Regions from separate parts of the Homo sapiens genome. Here all the other regions are linked to region 1. Evidence: read pairs that join two places in POLR2A ChIA-PET (ENCODE). Cell type or tissue: Panc1. All regions are shown on one strand. Links, peaks and the distances in the headings refer to the core of each region. The heading gives the core; the rest is flanking DNA. Region 1 overlaps LURAP1 (leucine rich adaptor protein 1). Region 2 overlaps MAST2 (microtubule associated serine/threonine kinase 2). Region 3 overlaps IPP (intracisternal A particle-promoted polypeptide).

What was found. Peaks named below come from ENCODE experiments on the same cell type or tissue, not always from the same donor. Only the 100,000 strongest peaks of a DNase experiment are listed, where the experiment ranks them.
Region 2: POLR2A ChIA-PET joins it to region 1 with 21 read pairs; 2 of 35 experiments call an interaction of 5 or more read pairs at or near these places.
Region 3: POLR2A ChIA-PET joins it to region 1 with 18 read pairs; 3 of 35 experiments call an interaction of 5 or more read pairs at or near these places.

Annotation. Positions count from the first base shown.
Region 1 is chr1:46,220,545-46,228,121 of GRCh38, reverse strand. It overlaps LURAP1 (leucine rich adaptor protein 1), which reads right to left. Exons shown (of 2, transcript NM_001013615.3): 2 at 6,866-7,577. Among named protein-coding and RNA genes, the nearest start is that of LURAP1, 21 kb to the right of the region's middle. In Panc1, for the core only: a CTCF peak has its summit at 4,437 (motif pointing right); a DNase peak (open chromatin) is centred at 4,451; H3K27ac peaks cover 306 bases.
Region 2 is chr1:45,833,819-45,841,395 of GRCh38, reverse strand. The region is part of intron 3 of MAST2 (microtubule associated serine/threonine kinase 2); the gene reads right to left. Among named protein-coding and RNA genes, the nearest start is that of MAST2, 34 kb to the right of the region's middle. RefSeq lists an enhancer at 2,068-2,569. In Panc1, for the core only: no CTCF peak of the experiment used is centred there; no DNase peak of the experiment used is centred there.
Region 3 is chr1:45,711,276-45,718,852 of GRCh38, reverse strand. IPP (intracisternal A particle-promoted polypeptide) reads left to right here. Exons shown (of 9, transcript NM_005897.3): 7 at 1,836-1,958; 8 at 4,387-4,607. Among named protein-coding and RNA genes, the nearest start is that of TMEM69, 27 kb to the right of the region's middle. In Panc1, for the core only: no CTCF peak of the experiment used is centred there; no DNase peak of the experiment used is centred there.

The sequences.
Region 1 (7,577 bases), core at 2,557-7,556:
TTACAGATTAAATTGGTATGATATCTGGTTTTGCTTCAAAATAATCTTGGTTAGGGGGAAAGTAGTTGAGGGAATAAATAAACCAAGATTGGCCATGAATTGATAATTATTGAAGCTGGGTCCCTGGGAATTCATTACACTATTTTCTCTATTTTTGTATATGCTTGATACTTTATATAATATAAAGCAAAAAATAATGGCAAATGATTAAACGACATTAAATGCATAAGAACTACAGGTTGTTTGAGATCATTTAAAAAGAGAGTGAAACAAAAAAATCATTGAACACCATTAGAAGTTGTTAGGACATAACTACTTTGAAAACGGTAAGGGAAGAGATTTAAGCATTTATCTTGCCATTCTGGTATGAATTTTATTTCGGAGTAATCAAATGGTCCTAGAGGATGTGAAAAAGGTTTTCTGTACAGAATTAGAGCTAATAAATGAGGAAAAATTAATAGCCTTAGAAAATCACCATTCTGTAATCCCTAGTGAAACAAGCAATTCATAAAATGATAATCAACGGATAGTAAAACAACTTGGTGAAAAATTGACCGGAAACTTTATGATGCTGGGATGAGGCTATCACCATCTGAAAATAAAAGAAGCCTGGGAGCTGGAGTGGACAGTGGAGGAGAGCTGTCCAACCAGAAACACCCGTGCCATGTAGAATAAGTTAAAAATAAATCTGTGGTGTTAAATCACTGAAATATGGGAGCAATTCATTACAGAAGTTGGCTTACCATAAAAGTATACCATTTATATATATTAAAACACATAGGCACATAATTACATATATTTTCAAAGATACATACATATCCAAACATATACTGACACAGGGAGAGGAATGAGAATAGGGATGAGGGATCAAAAGAAGAGGCCAGGCACAGTGGCTCACACCTGTAATCCCAGCACTATGGGAGGCTGATGCAGGAAGACTTCTCAAGGCCAGGAGTTCAAGACCAGGCTGAGCAACACAGTAAGACCCAATCTCTAAAAAAAATTTTTTTTTAATTAGCTGGACATGCTCGTGTGCACTTGTAGTCCTACTCAGAAGGCTGAGGTGGGAGCATTGCTTGAGCCCAGGAGGTCAAAGTTACAGTGAGCCAAGATCACATCACTGTCCTCCAGCCTGGGTGACAGTGAGACCCAGTCTCTTAAAAAAATAATAATTTTTTTTTTTGACACGGAGTCTCGCTCTGTCGCCCAGGCTGGAGTGCAGTGGCATGATCTCGGTTCACTGCAACCTCTGCCTCCTGGGTTCAAGCAATTCTCTTGCCTCAGCCTCCTGAGCAGCTGGGACTACAGGCATGCGCCACCATGCCCAGATAATTTTTGTATTTTTAGTAGAGATGGGGTTTCACCATGTTGGCCAGGCTGGTCTCGAACTCCCGACCTCAGGTGATCCACCTTCCTCGGCCTCCCAAAGTGCTGGGATTACAGGCATGAGCCACCGTGCCCAGTCTAAAATTTTTTTAAAAAAGAAGAAAATAAAATAAGAAAGGGGCCTGGTGATGGAATTCACTATGCTATGAGAAGCATGGTTTAACTATTAAATAATTAAAAATAACAATTTAAAAAGAAGACAACTAATCAATCTGCCCTTTCCAGAGAGAACCCAGGTTAGTTCACTGGGAATATAATTATCTTCAGCCTTGGGGAATAGGAGCACAGAATGGTTCTGGAGAGGAGACAGTGTTGAGGAATCCTCCACTGTGGTTACCAGGAAGGTCTCAGGTCTAAAACGATTCCTAAACTGAGGCTTTCTCCTAAGCCTGATCTTCATCTTTGGCTCTCCCTGGTGGTGATGGTACAGGAGGCATTTGACATTCTCTAGACATGGGGTCTGGACCTGCCACCTCCGCCTTGGTACCACCTCTCATTCCAGGCTAGGGGAGGCTGGACAAAGCACAGAGGTTCATTCTGGGCCTGGGTGCATCCTCCTGCCCACTTTCCACCCTGCCTGTGTCAGGCTAAAAGCCCCTCTCCCAAAGATGTCCAATTCCTAATCCCCAGGACCTGAGGATAAATATAAATTTTCTTTTAAGAGAAGAGTCTTACTATATTGCCCAGGCTGGCCTGAACTCCTGGGCTCAAGTGATCCTCCAGCCTCAGCCCCCTGAGTAGCTGGGACTACAGACACTCACCAGCTGCTTAACCTGTGAACATTTTATCTTAAATGGTAAAAGGGACTTTGAAGGCAGGATTTAATTAAGGATCTTGCCAATGGGAAGATGATACTGAATTATCCCAGTAGACCCAATGTAATCCTTACAAGTGAGAGGCAGTAGAATTAGAGAGATGTAGGGATGGAAACAGAGGTTAGAGAGGAGAGAAGATGCTCTGCTGCTGGCTTTGAAGATGGTGAAAAGAGCCACGAATCAAGCACTGCAAGCAGCATCTAGAAGCTGGAAAAAGCAAGGAAACATTCTTCCCTGGAGCCCACGGAAGGAGTGTAGACCTGTCAACACTTTGACTTTAGCCTGGTGAAGCTGATTTTGGACTTCTGAACTGTAACATAATAATTTTGTTTTTTGAGCCACTTTGTGGTAATTCATTACAGTGACAATAGGAAACTAATGTCCTGCCCCAGCTTCTGGGCAGCACTAATCTGTTCTCCTAGGAGAGTAGGGTCTAAGTGAGTGTATGGCATGGGTAGGGAATCAGAGGAGGCTTCCTGGAAGCCCCTGCAGTCAGGTTGATCTGGGTTATTACAGCTCATTTGTTACTTAACTGACCTTGAGCAAATTTATAAGTAAGACTATTGTTAACAATGCACTGTTTATAGGATTGCTAAAAAGTAAATTTAAAAATATTTTCAATTATCTAATTTGTAAATTAGCAACTTTTTTTTTCAGTCACATCTCCTTGTGGGCTTACACATATTCATTCTTCCATTCACTGAACAGGTGTCACGGAACACCCAGTGTGTGCCTGGCACCATACACACAATGAGCTTGTGTCTGCTACAACTCTCAAGCATTTCTCACTGAAGCTGTCACTGAGCTTCCAGTTAGCTCAGTGCTCAACCTCAATGCCTCCATCCTAAATGCAGGCCTCAGCCGGGCATGGTGGCTCAAGCCTGTAATCCTAGCACTTTGAGAGACCGAGGCGAGTGAATCACTTGAGGTTAGGAGTTTGAGACCAGCCTGGCCAACATGGTGAAACCCCATCTCTACTAGAAATACAGAAATTAGCTGGGTGGTAGTGGCGTGTGCCTGTAGTCCCAGCCACTCAGGAGGCTGAGGCAGGAGAATCGCTCGAGCCTGGTAGGCGGAGGTTGCGGTGAGCCGAGATCATGCCACTGCGCTCCAGTCTGGGCGACAGAGTGAGACCCTGTCTCAAAATAAATAAATAAATAAATAAAATAAATAAATGCAGGTCTTTACAATGCCCACTCCCATGGTCTCTTGTCTCAGCCAGCACCGCCCCCGCTTATCCCCCCAGGCACTGTTTCTGCAGCTTTCATGAGCAGCCTCTTCTTTGTCTTTACTCTGACCCCGGACAAAAGCCCCCAGTGCACTTGAGGGCAGTATGCGCCCTCTGATATTTTCCACACCCCGTTTTCATCCCATCCTCTCCTCTCTCTGCATTTCTGCCCTTTTTCTTACCTTCTCCTTCTTTGAGCTCCCAAACAGCTGTACCCTATAAGCCAGAAAAGTCTAGTTAGAGAGAAGCTGAGCCTCAACCAGCCAAGTTAGAGGCAGGTAGAAGGGACCAAAGATATGTGTTTACTGGAGTTTCCGGGCTTCTCTGGTGGTGAACTGAAATCTAAGGTATTCAGCCAGGATGCCTAGACCTAAGCGGAATACCCAGGCAGCCTCACTCACCCCAGCTTTCCAGCCCCACAACACTCTCAGGTGCTATCCAATTGACCCGTAATTCCCTGACCTGTGGAGCCACACCTACTTCTGCAAGACCCATCTAAGTTTCCTAATTTCACAGCTCCCCACCCCCACCTCTGCTTCTAACCTCCAGGTCTGAAATGCTGAGCTCTGTTCCTATGATGTCTGGAGCTACTAGCCCTCCTTCCCAGAAAAATGGTGGGTCCAGGATTGATTTTTCCTCCTATCTGTGATCCAGACTAGTGCATCCTTCACCCCTTCATCCAGTCCAGGCCCAGGGTTTTCTTTCCTGCAGCTCTTCCTCTAAAGACTAAGCTGCCTCTTTAGGAAGAGGTGAGAACGCAAACATTGTAACAGGGGCAAAATTGCTTTCAGTCCCTTTGGGCTTCAGTGGTGTTGACTGGCCAGGTGATGGAGCTGTGGGCATGTGGGCTTGTGATCTGGGTTTTCTGACCTGGACGTCGCCACAACTTTACAATGGGTGATGCTGGGCAAGTCTATGCCCTCTTTAGGTCTGACTCACTAGCCTTTCTGCGCACTGACGGGGGCTGGTCTTTAGAAGGCCATGTTTTATTTGAGCTTGGAGGTTCCACACAGCAACTCCAGCAGTGGTGCATAATGGCCACAAGAGGGCGGGCAACCTCTTCAGCTCATAAGTGTGTAGACTGAACAAGTGAACCTCAAATAAGAATACTATACAGTGTCTTCCAAGAAGGGTATAATTCCATGAACAATGTTGCTGAAGAGAAAAAAAAAAGAAATAAAGGCTGGGCATGGTGGCTCAGGCCTGTAATCTCAGCACTTTGGGACGCTGAGGTGGGAGGATTGTTTGAGCCCAGGAGTTTGAGACCAGCCTAGGCAACATGACAAAACCCTGTCTCTAGAAAAAATACAAAAAGTAACCCGGGCATGGTGATGCGTGCCTGTAGTCGCAGCTACTTAGGAGGCTGAGGAGGATCACTTCAGCCCAGTAGGCAGAGGCTGCAGTGACCCGAGATCGCACCACTGCGCTCCCGCCTGGGCGACAGAGTGAGACCCTGTCTTAAAAATAAAACAACAGGCCAGGCAGGTGGCTCACACCTGTAATCCCAGCACTTTGGAAGGCTGAGATGGGCGGATCACTTGAGGTCAGGAGTTCAAGACCAACCTGGTCAACATGGCAAAACCTCGTCTCTACTAAAAATACAAAAATTAGCCAGGCATGGTGGTGCACGTCTGTAATACCAGCCATTTAGGAGGCTGAGACAGGAGAATCGCTTGAACCCGGAAGGCAGAGGTTGCAGTGAGCCGAGATCGCGTCACTGCACTCCAGCGTGGATGACAGAGCGAGACTCCATCTCAAAAACAAAACAAAACACAAAACAAAACAAACAAACAAAAAAAAACAGGAAGGGTAATTAACCGAGGGCACACTACAAAATGACTACAGAGTAGGGACTGGAATAGGAGATTCAAATTCCCAGTCTGAGGGGAAGTCAGGAGTCCCAAGACCATAGGAGTGGTATGGAGAGGTCTTGTGAGCAGTGGAAGAAGCTGAGAATATACTTTGGACATTTCAATCATTTGAGGGGGTGGGAGGGGAAGAGAGGGTGTTTAGGGACAAGCCATGGACTGAATATTGCTCCAGAAGGACCGGGGTGGGAGTTTCAAAATGAGACTTGAGGAATTTAGGGAAGCAGAGATGATCAATTTGGCTTCCTTCCCTTCCCCAACACAGAATACAAAATAGAGAAATGGCACGAGTTATTCCAGGATTTGAGGAGGACGCCTCTTTTGCAGGAGGATGCAGTGAACAGCCAAAGTCATCTGACATCCTTTTCCATCTTTTTCCTTCTAGTATCCCAGTTTCAAGGCCCAGGAAAGGCAGGGACTAACATATGGAGCAGTTACCCCAGAGTTCAAAGGGTTAATCTCTAAGAATTCATTCTCTGACACCAGCCACAGCTCTTGTCCCCATCTCTGGGACCGTCCCCTCTGAGCCCCAGGTTGGCAGCTTCCCTGAATTCCTTCTATGATATAATTTGTAATTCGGCAGGGCTCTGGGACCCAGGCTCAGAGACCCAGGCTCTGCTCTCTCCTCAGTTTCCGGGAGTCAGGGCTTGCTCTAAGGGAGGAAGTAAACAGGCCTTTCCCTTGCTCCCTCTCCTTTTCCAGGATGGGGCCCCGGGACCAAAGAGCTTCTGTCTTTCCCTGCCACGCCCCCACGCTGCAGCCTAGACAAGGAGATTCCTTGTGTCCCGACCTCAGGCAGGCATCCTTGTGACCAAATGGTGGAAGGCTGGGGACAGGGTGGGGGAAGGGCAGTCACAAAGTCAGAAAGGATGACACCTCCCCTATCCAAGATTCTGGTACACCCCCAGAGCTCTGAGACCTTGAGGTTCTCTCTCCCTGGCTCCCATCAACAAAGGGCAGAGGAGGCCAGGACTCATTTGCATATAAAAGGCCTGGAGAAACTGAAAAGGCATGGACACACAGAAGCTGAACCTCCTGGAAGGGAGATATGGAGTCAGAATACAGGAATAGGGCCAGACACAGCAGCTCATGCCTGTAATCTCAGTAATTTAAGAGGCTGAGGCGGAAGGACTGCTTGAGCCCAGGAGTTCAAGTGCACCCTAGGCAACATGGTGAAACCCTGTCTCTGGAAAAAAATACAAAAATTAGCCAGGCATGGTGATGCATGCCTGTAGTCTTAGCTCCTTGGGAGGCTGAGGAAGGAGGATCATTTGAGTCCAGGAGGTCGAGCCTGCAGTGAGCACTACTGCACTCCAGCCTGGGCAACAGAGGGAGACCCTGTCACCCTATCTCAAAAAAAACAACAAAACAAAACAAAAAAATGGAATACAGGAATAGGGGCAACACAGGGACAGGGTAAGACAGGGGACCATGGCAGGGTGAGCCAAACAGACTTGAGAGAAATAAATGGAGGCCCCTGAAAGCTTCTCTCCCTAAAAGCAGTCAGGAGTGCTGGCCCAGACAGGGATGCAGGGATGGAGCCACAGAGGAAGTGAGATCCCCTAGGATAAAATGAGAACACTCTATTTAAAAAGTAAGACCTGAAAAGAAGCACAAACATCTGACAATGAGAAACTTTCCTGCCAGGAGGAGTGACATGTTACTGTTCACAAGAAGTAATGGTATGGACGATAAATAATGTGATCTCACTTAGCAGCAGGGGCTCAGATGCCCCTATATGACCTACTACCATCCAAGGACCCGTACAAAGGGCTACCCATCCTGGCAGGAAATGACATCACTCAGCAGGTAGGAAGGGGTGGGTCTACCAGCCCAAACGCTTCTGGGAGGGCCAATCCATAGAGGGTTAGTCCTGAAGGTCCATGTCCCTCCTCAATCCTCCATCTTGGCCAAGAGAGAGGCCAAGGCTTCTAGACTTTGGGTGAAGTAATTATGCCCCCATCTCTTCATCTGTTAACTCCAGGGAGTCCTAAATTCCTTAAATCCTTACTTAGCTGGGGGGAGTAGTGAGAGATACTAAATACCAAAAGCCATAGGTCAATCCTTTAGAGTCAATATCTCTATAGAAGTATCTCTAGGGGCTGGGCATAATCCCAGCACTTTGGGAGGCTGAGGCGGGAGGATCCCTTGAGCCCAGGAGTTTGAGACCAGCCTGGGCAACACAGGGAAACCCTATCTCTACAAAAAAAAAATAAATAAATAAACAATTAGCTGGGCATGGTGGTGCATGCCTGTGGTCCTAACTATGGGGGAGGCTGA
Region 2 (7,577 bases), core at 1,690-6,689, 390 kb after region 1:
CTGTATCACAGCTACTAATAACTATTTGAAGTACCGAGGCATAAAAAGAAAAAAATATATACATTTTGTTCATATTGTTAAATGACAAACCTGAGACAAGTTAAATTTAATGACTTAATTGAACAAAAAACAGATTTGCCAGGTGCGGTGGCTCACCCCTGTAATTCCAGCACTCTGGGAGGCAGAGGTGGAGACTGGAGGATTGGTTGAGCCCAGAAGTTTGAGACCAGCCTGGGCAGCACAGGGAGCCCCCACCCCCAACCCCCATTACAAATAATAAGGAAATGAAAACTGTGGTCCCAGCTTCCGGGAAAGGTGGGGAAGGGAGCAGCCTGAGGCAGAAGCATCACTCAAGCCCAAGAGGTCCAGACTGCAGTGAGCCATGTCACTGCACTCCACCCTGGGTGACTAAGCAAGTCCCTGTCTCAAAAAAATAGAGATTAATGAACCAGTTAGCATCCAGTACCAAATGCAGTTCAGAATGTTCCATCCCCCAATGCATGTAGGCTATATTTATAGCCAGAGAAACAGAAATGACATACAGAAGTAGCCTGATGGGCTGCAGTTCAGGTGTTTGCCTTATTTGAACATGCTTTGGCAATATTCAGCCTATATGACTGGCTGAAAACTTGGCTGCTATGCTTGACTGAGGCTCAGCTACTTGTTACAAGAGTATACTCTTAGGTTAGGTTGCAGGTAGTTTATATATTAAATTAGGTTATAGTTCACTATGTAGGGAGGTAGCTTTTGGCTGCCTCTAAATTTAACTATAAATCTGGCACTATGCTATTTTAAATGGATTGTCTCATTTCATCCTAAAAACTGCATGAGCGAAGTCTTAATATTATTTTGATTTTAAAGATGAGAAAACAGAGGCTTAAAGAGGTTCAGTGACTTGTAGAGGGTCATATGATTACTAAGTGGCAGGAGTAGGATGTGGAACACAGGTGTACAGCCTGAGTTTGTATTTACTTTTGTAAAGTAGAAGGCATTCACAATGATTTCATTCAAATATATTTTCTTGAGTAGAAATGAAAAAAGTATAAATTAACGGGTAAACCCACAGGAGTTGCATGCAAAGAACATTCATTATGACTTCTAGATTTCTACCTCCAAAGGTAGAAGGTAGTGATATGTATTAAAATCCAAACAGACAACAAAATCTGTTAATAACTCTTTAACACAAGTTTTACTCATCATTCCACCCCCTTGTAGATACACTTCAATTTGTCTTCATTCCATTAAAAATAAATACTGAAGAGCAAAAATTTTTCTTTCTGATAAAAGCCAATTTTTTTCCTTTTATAGGTTAAGCTTTTTTTACTCCAAGAAACCTTTGCCCCACCTAAAATCACAAAAATTTTCTCGTTTTCCTCTACACATTTTATGATTTAAGCTCTTACATTTGTTCAATTACCCACTTCAAGTTAATTTTTGTACAGCATGAGGTAAGTATAGAGGTTGATATTTTTGTGTGAATTGTTTCAACACCATTTGTTATGAAGACTACCTTTTCCCCCATTAAATTGCCTTGGCAAATTTGTCTATTTGGTTCCAGTGATCTATATATCTATCCTTATACCAATAATCACACTGACCCGATTACTGTTCCTTTATACAAAGTCATAAAATAAGTTTGATTCCTCTAACTTTGGTCTTCTTTTTAATATTGTTTTGGTTATTCTAGGTCCTTTACATTTCAATACACATTTGAAATCAGCTTGATATTTTCTGAAAAATACTACCTGGGTTTTGATCGGGACTGCATTAAATCTATAGCTTAATGGAGAAAATTTACATCTTCATGATATGAGTCTTCCTAGACTGGGCACCAGGTGGTTCATGCCTGTAAGCCAGCATTTCGGGAGGCCAGGGCAGGAGGATTGCTTGAGTACAGGAGTCCAAGACCAGCCTGGGCAACATGGCGAAACCCCATCTCTACAAAAAATACAAAAATCAGCCAGATGTTGCTGGGCGTGGTGGCTCACGCCTGTGATCTCAGCACTTTGGGAGGCTGAGGCGGGCAGATCACGAGGTCAGGAGTTTGAGACCAGCCTGGCCAACATGGTGAAACCCCATCCCTACTAAAAATACCAAAAACTAGCCAGGCATGGTGGCAGGCACCTGTAATCCCAGCTACTGGGGAGGCTGAGGCAGCAGAATCACTTGAACCCGGGAGGCGGAGGTCGCAGTGAGCTGAGACCATGCCATTGCACTCTAGCCTGGCAAACAGAGCGAGACTCCGTCTCAAAAAAAAAAAAAAAAATTTGTGATGGTGCCTGTAGTCCCAGCCACTTGGGAGGCTGACATGGGAGGATCACTGGAGCCCAGGAGGCGGAGGTCGCAGTGAGCCAAGATCACACCCCTATACTCCAGCCTGGATGACAGAGTGAGACCCTGTCTCAAAGGAAAAAAAAAAGAAAAGATATGAGTCTTCCAATACACAAAAATGTTGTATCTCTCCATTCATTTAGGTCTTCTTTAATTTGTCTCAGTAATGTTTTGTAGTTTTCAATGTACTGGTCTTCCAAAATGGTTTCTGGAATTTATCTTCAAGTAGTTCATATTTTAAACTATTGCAAACAGTCCTGATTTTTAAGTTTTGATTTCTAATTACTCATTGTTAGTATAGAGGGATACAACTGATTTCCACATTTTTCGTATATAAATATTTGTGTAAAACTGATAAGAAAATGAAAATGTAAGTCACAGACAGGGAGAATATGTTTAGAAGGCATATATTTGATATATAACTTGTATTCAGAATATACGAAGATTCCTGAAACTCAATAAGACAAAAAAAATTTTTTTTTAAATAGACAAAAGTTTTGAACAGACATTTGATCATAGAATGTATATATATAAAAATAGCTGACTGGGCGCATTGGCTGACACCTGTAATCCCAGCACTTTGGAAAGCCTAGGCGGGTGGATCACCTGAGGTCAGGAGTTCAAGAAGAGCCTGGCCAACATGGCAAAACCCCGTCTCTATTAAAAATACAGAGAAAATTAGCCAGGCATGGTGGTGCATGCCTGTAATCCCAGCTACTCAGGAGGGTAAGGCAAAAGAAGTGCTTGAACCCAGGAGGCGGAGGTTGCAGTGAGCCAAGATCATGCCACTGCGCTCCAGCGTGGGCAACAGACCGAGACTCCATCTCAAAAAAAAAAAAAAAAAAAAAAGAATATATATAATTGGCAAATAAGCACATAAAAATATGTTCAATCTCATTAGTCATTAGAGAAATGCAAATTAAAATTAAAACCACAATGAGAAACTCCCACACATCCACTAGTATGGCTAAAATTTAAAAAATGATAGCCGGGTGCGGTGGCTCACACCTGTAATCCCAGCACTTTGGGAGGCTGAGGCGGGTGGATCCCCTGAGGTCAGGAGTTCGAGACAAGCTTGACCAACACGGCGAAACCCCACCTCTACTAAAAATACGAAAATCAGCTGGGCGTGGTGGCGTGCGCCTGTAATTTCAGCTACTTGAGAGGCTGAGGGAGGAGAATGGCTTGAACCCGGGAGGTGGAAGTTGCAATGAGCCGAGATTGTGCCACGGCACTTTAGCCTGGGCAACAAGAGTGAAACTCCATCTCAAAAAAAAATATATGATAATACCTAGTACTGATAAGATGTGGAGCAACTGCTGGTGGAAATGCAAAAATGGTATAGCCACTTTAGAAAACAGGTTGGCAGTTTCTTATAAAGATAAATTTACACTGGTAAATATACATTCCACCAGTTTCATTCCTAGGTATTTACCCGAGAGAAATAAAGCATATTCCACACCAAAACAAAAACAAAAAAACTTATATGAACTTTCACAGCAGCTCTCTCTCTAACAGGCAAAAACTGGAAACAACCCATATGGTCATTAACTAGGGAATGGAAAAGTCTATATACCCATGCCAATGGAACACTTTTCAGCAATAAAGAGGAACAAACTATTGATACTCAAAACAACATGGATGAATCTCAGGAGGATTATGCTAAGTGAAAAAAGACACAAAAGACTATATACTGTATGATTCCATTCCTATGAAATTCTGGAAAAGGCAAAACCACAGTGACAAAAAGCACATCAGTAGTTGCCAAAGGCTGGGCCTGGGGAGAGAGAACAGACAGCAAAGGGACACAAGCGAACTTGGGGTGGCAGATATATTCTATACCAGGTCCATGGCCTGTTAGGGACCAGGCCACATGGCAGGAGATGAGCTGTATGAGGGTGAGCATTATATATTCTATACCAGGTCCATGGCCTGTTAGGGACCAGGCCACATGGCAGGAGATGAGCTGTATGAGGGTGAGCATTACCGCCTGAACTCCGTCTCCTGTCAGATCAGCAGCACAGCATTAGATTCTCGTAGGGGCATGAACCCTATTGTGAACTGCGCATACGAGGGATCTAGGTTGCACGCTCCTCATGAGAATCTAGCTAATGCCTGATGATCTGAGGTGGAACAGTTTCATCCTGAAACCACCTCCCATCCCCCCTCCACCCATCTGTGGAAAAACTGTCTTCCATGAAACCCGTCCCTGGTGCCAAAAAGGTTGGGGAATGCTGTTCTGTTCTATACCATAATTCTTATATAACTATATCATAATTGTGGTGGTGGTGACACAACTGTATACATCTGCCAAAAGTCATCAAACTGAACACTTAAAACGGGTGAATTTTATTCTATGTAAATTATACCTCAATAAAGCCAACTGACATATAGATATAGATATCTCCACCTTTCACAGTAGAAAATGCAAAACTACAGCAGCAGAAAGGTAATACTGAAAGGGGAAGTGCTGAATTTGGAATCTCTTTATAATACTGAAGTAGGTAAAACAAACGTCTATGGGTTTTTCCTCTTTGAACTCGTGAAAATTAAGGAAAAATAAATTAAGAATGATGGGATTACTTTTCAACTAAAATAATATAAATTAAAATAAGAATCTTTTTAATGATGAGAAAAGGTTCTAGGTTCTAAGAAAAGTCTTGGAGTTTTGTTATTTCCTTTAACAGCATACTCCATGTGACCTCAACAGACAGTTCTAAAATATTATTAAAATATAATACTAATCAAAGCCACAATAAGACACCACTTGACACCCACTATGATGGCTATAATCAAAAACACAGAAAAGTACTGGCAAGGATGCAGTGAAACTGGAACCCTCATATATTTCTGGGAAGAATATAAAATGGTGTAGCAAACCAAAAGTGTGGTAGTTCTTCAAAAAGTTAAACAAAGAATTACTGTATCATCCAACAAATCTACTCTTAGGTACATACCCAAAATACAGAAAACAAGTATTCAAAACAAATTCATGTACACAAATACAGCAGTACTATTCACAATGGCTAAAAGGTGGAAACAACTCAAATGTCTATCAGCAGACAAACGGATAAAAGTGTGGTTTACCCATACAACAGAATCTTATTCAGCCATAAAAAAGGAATAAAGTATTGATACATGCTATAATGCAGAAAAATCTTGAAAGCATTGGGCTAAGTGAAAAAAGCCAGGCACAAAAGGGCACATATTTTATGATTCCATTTATATGAAATATTAGAATAGGTAAATCCACAGAGACAAAAAGCAGATTAGTGGTTGCCCTAGCTAGAATGAGGGTGGAATGAATAATGACTGTTTAATGGGTAGAGGATTTTTTTTGCAGGGGATGGTGGTGAACATGTCTTAAAACTTGATAAAGGTGATGGCTGCACACATTGTGAATGCATGAAATGCCACTAAAATGTACACTTTAAAATGGTTAATTTTATGTTATCTGAAAATCTCATCTCAACAAAATTCAATAATAATATGGCACCCAAAATGACATCATATTCAACATGAGAACTGATGATAAAATGTTCAACAGAATATCACATCTTTTGTTCTGGTTAGAAATATTCCCAATTCAGTTTAAGATTATAGCAGTTTGCTATAATCACAGTATCATGTTAGAATGGTTATTGGTAATCATGACTTGAACATTTTAGATTACTTCTATTCTCACACTGTTTTTTAGTAGAATTGTTTTCTAACGAAAATCACTCCTTGATCATGGCTCTCCCTGTCAGAACTGTGTGCACTCTGTAACATCTGTAGTCAAAGTAGTCTTACTTTCCTGATAACTTTGTTAATGTGATGCGAAAGATTGAAAATTTGAGTATGTAGTATATATACTACTAACTTGTGAACTGGTAGATTGGTAGGATGTATGTAACACTTGACAATACTGGTATTTTCCTTAGGATACTTGATGGCCTCCTAAGGAAAATTTGCCTCCAAATTTTAAGCTGGAAAGTCACTGGAATAACTGTTTAAAAAACAAATACAATACATGGCTTTTTAGATTTCCAGTAGATATGTTAAGAACTGTGTACAAATGGAAATGTCTGTGTACTGATCCTCAACACTACCAATAAAATTTCAATTATGGAAAAAAAAAAAGACAGGGAATGAACAAGGAAGAACTGGCTTGGGCGGATGGAAAGACAGTAGACAGGTAGGGTGAGTCTTAGAATGGTGATACAGCCAAGTGGATTTACATCAGAGATACAGAAGGCAAAGATCAAAACTGCAGATACTAGTTAACATACTCAGGAGAAAGCAAAGCAGGAACTGACCTCATTTTACAGATGAGAAGAACATAGGCTCCAGTATGTTTATTCAGATTCACATAGCAGCATCAGAGCTTGGTCTTCTGATTTCTAATGCAGGGGTCTTTCTCCTATGCCACTTTTAACAACAGATTTTAACTGTATATATATTTTAAGAATACAAATAATAACTAATCTTGAACAAGACGCTATCTAAGTTTTACTCCATCCCTAAGAACATATAATAAATAATATGATTCTACGATCTGTTTTAGAACATGCCCTGGGAACCACTAATTAGGATCATGGTTCCTACATATATGGGGAAAATAAGTCCTCTGAGAAATCCTCTCAATAGACATCAGAAAATGAAGAGTCCAAAAATCTCTTCATAAAAACATCATCTAGATGGCCTCAAAATGGAAATATTTGCAACTTTAAGGCTTTTGCTTATCTATTCTCCAGACTCTGGTCAAGTCTAACCTCCTACCAGTTATCATTCCAATAATTATAACTAGTATAATTCTTGCCCCCTTTTGTTACTATTTAAATAAAAATCAATACAATATTTATTTAAATGTGATGTTTTATTATTTTTAAATAGTTGTCCTATTATATGTGAATCCTGTTCTGCTAACCCAAAAGTTCTTTGGAGGCTGGGTCCATGTACTATAGACGGCCGTTACTCCAAAGAGAATACATTCTAGTTAAGATTTTTCAGAAATGTCACAGCCAGAAGCAGGGTAGACACTGAGGTTTATTCCAGTATGGGTGGTCAAAGCAGAAATAGGTATTTAATACCAACTAGCAAATGTGCCACCTAACATAAAATATTCAACTGAAAATCTTTAGGCGGGAGAATGGGAAGAGAAGAGCTAGCTTGAAGTTACAGTAGGTAAATAAGTAGCTCAGGAAAAAAAAAAAGCACAAGAGAAAACAAAAAGCAGTTCCCTGGGAAAGAGAAGAAATTGGATT
Region 3 (7,577 bases), core at 1,382-6,381, 510 kb after region 1:
CCTTCCCAGCCTCTGGTAACCATCCTTCTACTCTCTATCTCCATGAGTTCAATTGTTTTGATTTTTAGATCCCACAAAGAAGTGAGAATATGCAATGTTTATAAAGATAGCTAATATTATTTAAATTATTGGGTTCTGATGACTTTGGAGATGTTCTTTCCCTCTTTTCAGCTCTTTACATTCTTTTTTTAAAAACCAACTGGCTTTAATCTGTATACTCTGGAGGCTGGGCAAGGTCTTAGGGGAAGGTGTAGGTGGGGGTCAGCTGGTCAGGGATTGGAGGGGGTGCTCCTGGGCTGTCCATCCTAAGGAGGCACTCAGGCGGGGGATGGTACAGGAGGACCTGAGCACCTGCAGGGCAGAGCCTTGTTGGGCAGATGCATCAGTTCTTGGGCAGATGGTAGATGCCTGCCTGGCCAGTTGGCTGGCTGACCAAGCTGCTAGTCACACACATTCTTCTGCAGGTATCTCTGGAGCTACTGTATGCTGTAGATGCACTTGTCAGCTCTTTAAATTCTTATTCTCAAAATTGTATTACTGGAGATAAAATATAGATGAGACATCCAGTGAAGTACTTTAGCTGAGTAGTTAAATCTCATTATTTTAATTAAGCATATAACATTTTTACCACCCTGCATAGTGGCCTAATTATGTCTAATATAAGAAAGCACATACCAAAAAATTAAATATATCACAAGGAAGTTCTGTACTATATTATTTTTATTCTTGTATATGTAGTGAATGATTATGAGCAAGGTATTCTACTTTGATTATCTGTGTAACAAATGTTACAATCAAGGTTGTTCCTAGGGAAAGTTATAAGTTGATGTAGCTCTCAGCCTCCCCTATTTTCTCCTTCTCACTCCTTCTTCAGTTCACTGTAACTCAGTGTCTTCCCCTCATCCAAACCTATTGTGGAAAAAATATCAGTTACCTTAAGGTGAATTTAATCTATTATATTTTATTACCTCCATAAGTATCTGCATTTTTCAGTTAATTGTGGGAAATAATATTTTCAGTTTTAAGAATTGGAGAGTGTTGGCTGGACATGGTGGCTTACGCCTGTAATCCCAGCACTTTGGGAGGCTGAGGCGGGCGGATCATGAAGTCAGGAGATCGAGACCAACTTGGCTAACATGGTGAAACCCTGTCTCTACTAAAAATACAAACAAAATTAGCTGGGCGTGGTGGTGGGCGCCTGTAGTCTCAGCTACTCCGGAGGCTGAGGCAGGAGAATGGCATGAACCCAGGAGGTGGAGCTTGCACTGAGCCTGAGCCGAGATTGCACCACTGCACTCCAGCCTGGGTGACACAGTGAGACTCCATCTCAAAAAAAAAAAGAATTGGAGAGTGTTAAGAAAATGTTATTGTGGGGATAAGGGGCCTTTTTGAAATTCCTGAAATTACACCAAATACACGGTATACTCTGATTAGGTTTGGAGCTGGCCTTGATTAGGATAAACATTCTAAATAGCCAGAAGTAATTTCAAAAGGTAGTTTTGCAAAATACCATCTTTTCCATGCAATATATTGAAGTTTTGGGGCTTTTGTTGTTTTGTTTTGTTTTAGTCTTTAGTGAAAAATAGGGAGTTAAAAGACTTGAATTCCTTTTTTTTTTTTTTTTTTTTTTTCTCAAAAGAGCATCAGTTATGCAAAGGACCTGAGTTCTACTCATGGTCAAATTCTAACTTTTTCATGGGATCGTGGAACAGATAACCTCTTTGGCTCATGTGATATCTATAATATGAAGTATTTGGTTTAGATGTTTTCTAAGGTCTTTGTCATAAATAAGAATCTTTTATCCCGGAAACAAACATTTTTCTATTTCATTACAGGTGGATGGGTTGGAGCTGAGATAGGGAACACCATTGAACGATTTGATCCTGATGAAAATAAATGGGAAGTAGTTGGTAACATGGCTGTGTCACGCTACTACTTTGGGTGCTGTGAAATGCAAGGTAATCACTTTATAAAATATTTTTCCTCAAAATGTAGTTCTGAAAAACTGTTTGAGTTTGAGGCCTTATTTTCACAAAAGTATATTTTAAGTCTGTTAGTATTGAATGACTGATACTAGCAGCATAGAAGTTCTGCTTTTTACCTCCTATCATTGACTTTTATTTCTGTATTGCTAAAATAATTGATTTGATTTTTTCAGAAATAAACAAGGCTAGAATTAAAAATTGTAAGTAAGCAGGAATATCTGACTAGCACAATAAACATTTGAAGTGTTATCTGTTATTGTCTTTTCTCTCCCATGAACATCTAAGTAAATATTTCTAAGTAGGGAGAGAGTATCAGAAACAGTTTTTGGGTGTGGTGGCTCATGCCTGTAATCCCAGCACTTTGGGAGGCTGAGGCAGGAGGATCACCTGAGGTTAGGAGTTCGAGACCATCCTGGCCAACGTGGTGAAACCTCATTTCTACTAAAAATACAAAAATTAGCTGGGCATGTTACTACACACCTGTAATCCCAACTACTAGGGAGGCTGAGGCAGGATAATTGCTTGAACCCAGGAGGCAGAGGTTGCAGTGAGCGAGATGGTGCCACTGCACTGCAGCCTGGGTAACAGTGAGACTCTATCTCAAAAAATAAATAAAAATAAATTATTTTCATGGTCTATAGGCTTCTTTAGCGTTTTTTTTCTACAAAGTACATTGTGATGCCGCTCACATAACATATAATCCTGTGACAGATTTAAAGGATTCTATGTTGCATATTAAAGTGGTATACAAACATTATTTTAATTGTCTACTATACTCTTGAGAGGTAGGTAGTAAGCTGTTTTAACTAGAACCTAATTCTCTGTGTAGGATTGGAGAGCTGATTTTTATGCACCTGTGGAGAAGAAAGCAACTTTCCCATTGTTGTATGACAGCCTAACCTGCTAAAGTTCTTTCTGCTCTGTGGTTACCTTCTCTGATTTCCATTAGCAAATTATGCAGTGCAGACTATATCTTACTGTTTAATATGATATTGTCTCCTAGTTGTTTTATATTTATTATTTTTATCATCCCATCTGAAATCATAGAGCTAGCTAGAAAGGGATCTTTGAACTTATCTATGTCAACTTCTTTAAGTTATAGATGAGGAAGCTGAAGATCAGGAAGGTTGTGAGTTATCTTTTCTCATAGCTGGTTACTGGCAAGGCTGGAACTAAAACCCAAGTTTACTATACTAATATTTAGCCCACATTTCTTTTTTTTTTTTTGAGATGGAGTCTCGCTCTGTCGCCCAGGCTGGAGTGCAGTGGTGCAATCTTGGCTCAGTGCAAGCTCTGCCTCCCGGGTTCACACCATTCTCCTGCCTCAGCCTCCTGAGTAGCTGGGACTACAGGCGCCCACCACCACACCTGGCAAATTTTTTGTATTTTTAGTAGAGATGGGGTTTCACCGTGTTAGCCAGGATGATCACAATCTCCTGACCTCGTCATCTGCCCACCTTGGCCCCCTAAAGTGCTGGGATTACAGGCGTGAGCCACCGCGCCCGGCCTAGCCCACATTTCTTAAAATATAATTCTTTGTAACTCCTCACTTTAGAAGATGAAGTACAACACTAGAGATTCAAAAATAATTGTAGATTGCCAGAGTTTATAAGGAAATTTTATGTAAATTACATTATATTTTACCGTAGTAATTTTTTTTTTTTTTTTTTTTTGAGAGAAGGTCTGGCTCTGTTGCCCAGGCTGGAGTGCAGTGGTGCAATCTTGGCTCACTGTAACCTCTGCCTCCCACGCTCAAGCCATCCTCCCACCTCAGTCTCCTAAGTAGCTGGGACTGCAGGCACACACCACCATGCCTGGCTAATTTTGTATTTTTTGCCCAGGTTGGTCTCAAGCTCAAGTGATCCGCCTGCCCTGTCCTCCCAAAGTACTGGGATTGTGAACCACTACACCCAGCTGTGTACTGTAGTAATTGATTCTGATATCTTAATTTAGCCATATACTATTTAAATTTAAATTCCCTACTTTATGTCCATCTGAGCAACAGATAGGCTGTCACTAAAGAGGGCCATGTAATTCCCAGCTTAAGTGCATGACATTTTTAGGGAAAAAAAAATCCATGTTCCTTTCCTGTTTTATCTATGGGTGGATCTGGAACCTGAGATCACCAAGCAGACAATTAGATAGAAAATCCTTAGCTGACAGATTATTTCAAGTTATTTGAAAACTCAATGCTATTTTAAATTAATTCCACTAATTTTTTGCAACTTGCTGAATAGTGAGGTGATAAAGTTGACAAAGTTGATTTTCTCTCTTAAATAATAATGTAAGCCCTAGATTAAACATAGCATCGGCATTGGAAACATAGATCACAATCATTACTTTTCATCATTATTTGTATCTCACTATCTGTAGCATCTGAGCAAAAATATTCCACTTCCAGGTTTAATTTATGTAATTGGGGGCATCAGCAATGAAGGAATAGAACTTCGTTCTTTTGAAGTCTATGATCCACTTTCTAAGCGTTGGTCTCCACTTCCTCCAATGGGAACCAGGAGAGCATATCTTGGTGTGGCTGCACTCAATGACTGCATCTATTCTGTTGGAGGATGGAATGAGACCCAAGATGCTCTTCATACTGTAGAAAAATATTCCTTTGAAGAGGTAGGTTGGATGATTTCAGATATTTAGTATCCTGATATTCTTTTAATGTCTGTAAGATCTGTGGTGATGCACTCTTTTTCACTCATGATATTGATCATTCGTGGATTTTTTTCCCCTTTTTTCTTTCCAAAGAAGAAACTTTTGGTGTCACTGCTTTTCTTCTATTGTCAATTTTCTGTTTTATTGATTTCTGTTCTTACTTTTCCATTTTTCCTATTTGTTTTTGATTGAGTTTGCTCTTCTTTTTCTAGACTATTTATTTATTTTTTAATTTTTTAAGAGACAGGGTCTTGCTCTGTTGCCCAGCTGGAGTGCACTGATATAATCATAGCTCACTGTAACATTGAACTCCTGCCAAGTTAATTAAAAAAAAAACTTTTTTTGTACTGCTAGGCGTGGTGGCCCACGCCTGTAATCCCAGCACTTTGGGAAGCCAAGATGAGAGGATAGCTTGAGCCCAGGAGTTCAAGACCAGCGTGAACAGCATAGTGAGACTGTATAATAAATAACAAAATTAGTTGGGCATGGTGGTATGCACCTGTGGTTCTAGCTACTCAGGGGGATGAGGTGGGAGGATCACTTGAGCCTAGGAGGTCAAGGCTGCAGTGAGCTGTGATCAAGCCATTGTGCTCCAGCCTCGGTAACAGCAAGAGACCCTCTCTCAAAAGAGTAATTTTTTTTTTTTGAGACGGAGTTTTTCTTTTGTTGCCCAAGCTGGAGTGCAGTGGCACCATCTCACCTCACCACAACCTCCGCCTCCTGGGTTCAAGCAATTCTCCTGCCTCAACCTCTTGAGTAGCTGGGATTTCAGGCATGCGCCACCATACCTGGCTAGTTTTATATTTTTAGTGGAGACGGGGTTTCTCTATGTTGGTCAGGCTGGTTTCGAACTCCCTACCTCAGGTGATCCGCCCGCCTCAGCCTCCCAAAGTGCTGGGATTACAGGCATGAGCCACTGCACCCAGCTGAATTTTTTTTTTTCTATGGTTAGGGTCTCGCTATGTAACCCAGACTGATCTCAAACTCCTGGTCTTAAGCGATTCTCCTGCCTTGGCATCCCAAAGCACTGGCATTACAGATCTTTCGGAGCCACTGCGCTCCCCAAATCCCAACAATCTCAGCTCTTTTTTTCTAGATTCTTAAAGTGGAAGCTTAGATGATCGATTTTAGACCTTCCTTTTTCTATAATAGAAACTGTAAATTCTCTTCAAGCACTGCTTTAATTTCATCCCACATATTTTGATATGTTGCCTTTTAATTAGTTGGCATTTATATTAAAATATTTTTTAGGTCAGGTGTGGTGGCACATGCCTGTAAACCCAGCACTTTGGGAGCCCAAGGCGGATGGTGTGTATATATATATATATTTTTTTTTTTTTTCTTTTTTTTTTTGAGATAGAGTCTCTGTCACCCAGGCTGGAGTACAGTGGTGTGATCTGGGCTCACTACAAGCTCCGCCTCCTGGGTTCACGCCATTCTCCTGCCTCAGCCTTCCAGTAGCTGGGACTGCAGATGCCCGCCACTACGCCTGGCTAATTTTTGTTGTATTTTTAGTAGAGACAGGGTTTCACCATGTTAGCCAGGATGGTCTCGATCTCCTGACCTCGTGATCTTCCTGCCTCGGCCTCCCAAAGTGCTGGGATTACAGGCATGAGCCCACCGTGCCCGGCCTTTTTTTTCTTTTTTAAATTTTTCTGGTAATTTCTTGTTTGACTAATGGGTTGTAAGAACAACATTATTTAATTTAAAAATATGTGGGGATTTTCCAGATAAATCTTTTATTATTGACTTCTAATTTATTTCTATTATAATCAGAAAACATATTTTGTATTGCTTCTGTCTTATTAATACGTCATGTACATCTGAAAAGAATTTGTATTCTGCTATTGTTGAATGTGGTGTTCTAATGTCCATTAAGTCAAGTTGGTTGCTTTTTTTTTTTTTTTTAGACGTCGTCTTGCTCAGTCACCAGGCTGCTCAGCTCACTGCAAACTTGGCCTCCCAGGTTCAAGTGATTCTCCTGCCTCAGCCTCCCGAGTAGCTGGGATTACAGGCACGCGCCACCATGCCTGGTTGATTTTTGTATTTTTTTAGTAGAGCCAGGGTTTCACCATGCTGGCCAGACTGGTCTCGAACTCATGACCTCAAGCAATCCACCCGACTCGGCCTTCCAAAGTGCTGGAATTACAGGTGTAAGCCACCACTCCTGGCCTCAAGTTGGTTTTTTAGTGTCATTCAGATCTTCCCTTGTCTGTCCTACTTGCACAATTGTTCTGTCAGTTTTTAAAAAAGGAGTGTTGGAATGTCCATCTATAATTATGGATTTGTCTGTTTCTCCTTTCATTTCTGTCAGGTTTAGCTTCACATATTTTGAAGATCCATTATTAGATGCGTACCCATTAAGTTTATTATGTCTTCTTAATGAATGGATTCTTTGATTTTTATCTCTGGTAATATTCTTTATACTGAAGTCTACTTTTTTTTTTTTTTTTGTGACAGAGTCTTACTCTGACGCCTAAGCTAGAGTACAGTGGCATGATCAGAGCTCACTGCAACCTCTGTCTCCTGGGTTCAAGCGATTCTTGTGCCTCAACCACCCACGTAGCTGGGAATACAGGCATGTGCCACCACACCCAGCTACTTTTTGTATTTTTAGTAGAGATGGGGTTTTGCCGTGTTGGCCAGACTGGTCTCAAACTCCTGACCTCAAGTGATCTGCCCACCTTGGCCTCCCAAAGTGCTAGGATTACAGGTGTGAGCCATTGCACCCAGCCTCTAAGCTTTCTTTTCATTAGTGTTTTCATGGTATATTTTATCTTCTTCTTTCCTTCTACTTCTGTGTCTTTACAAACTGCACTTCTAGACAGCACATAGTTGTGGTCTGGTTTTTTTTGTTTTTTGTTTTGAGACGGAGTTTTCACTCTGTTGCCAGGCTGAAGTGCAATGGCGTGATCTTGGCTCACTACAACC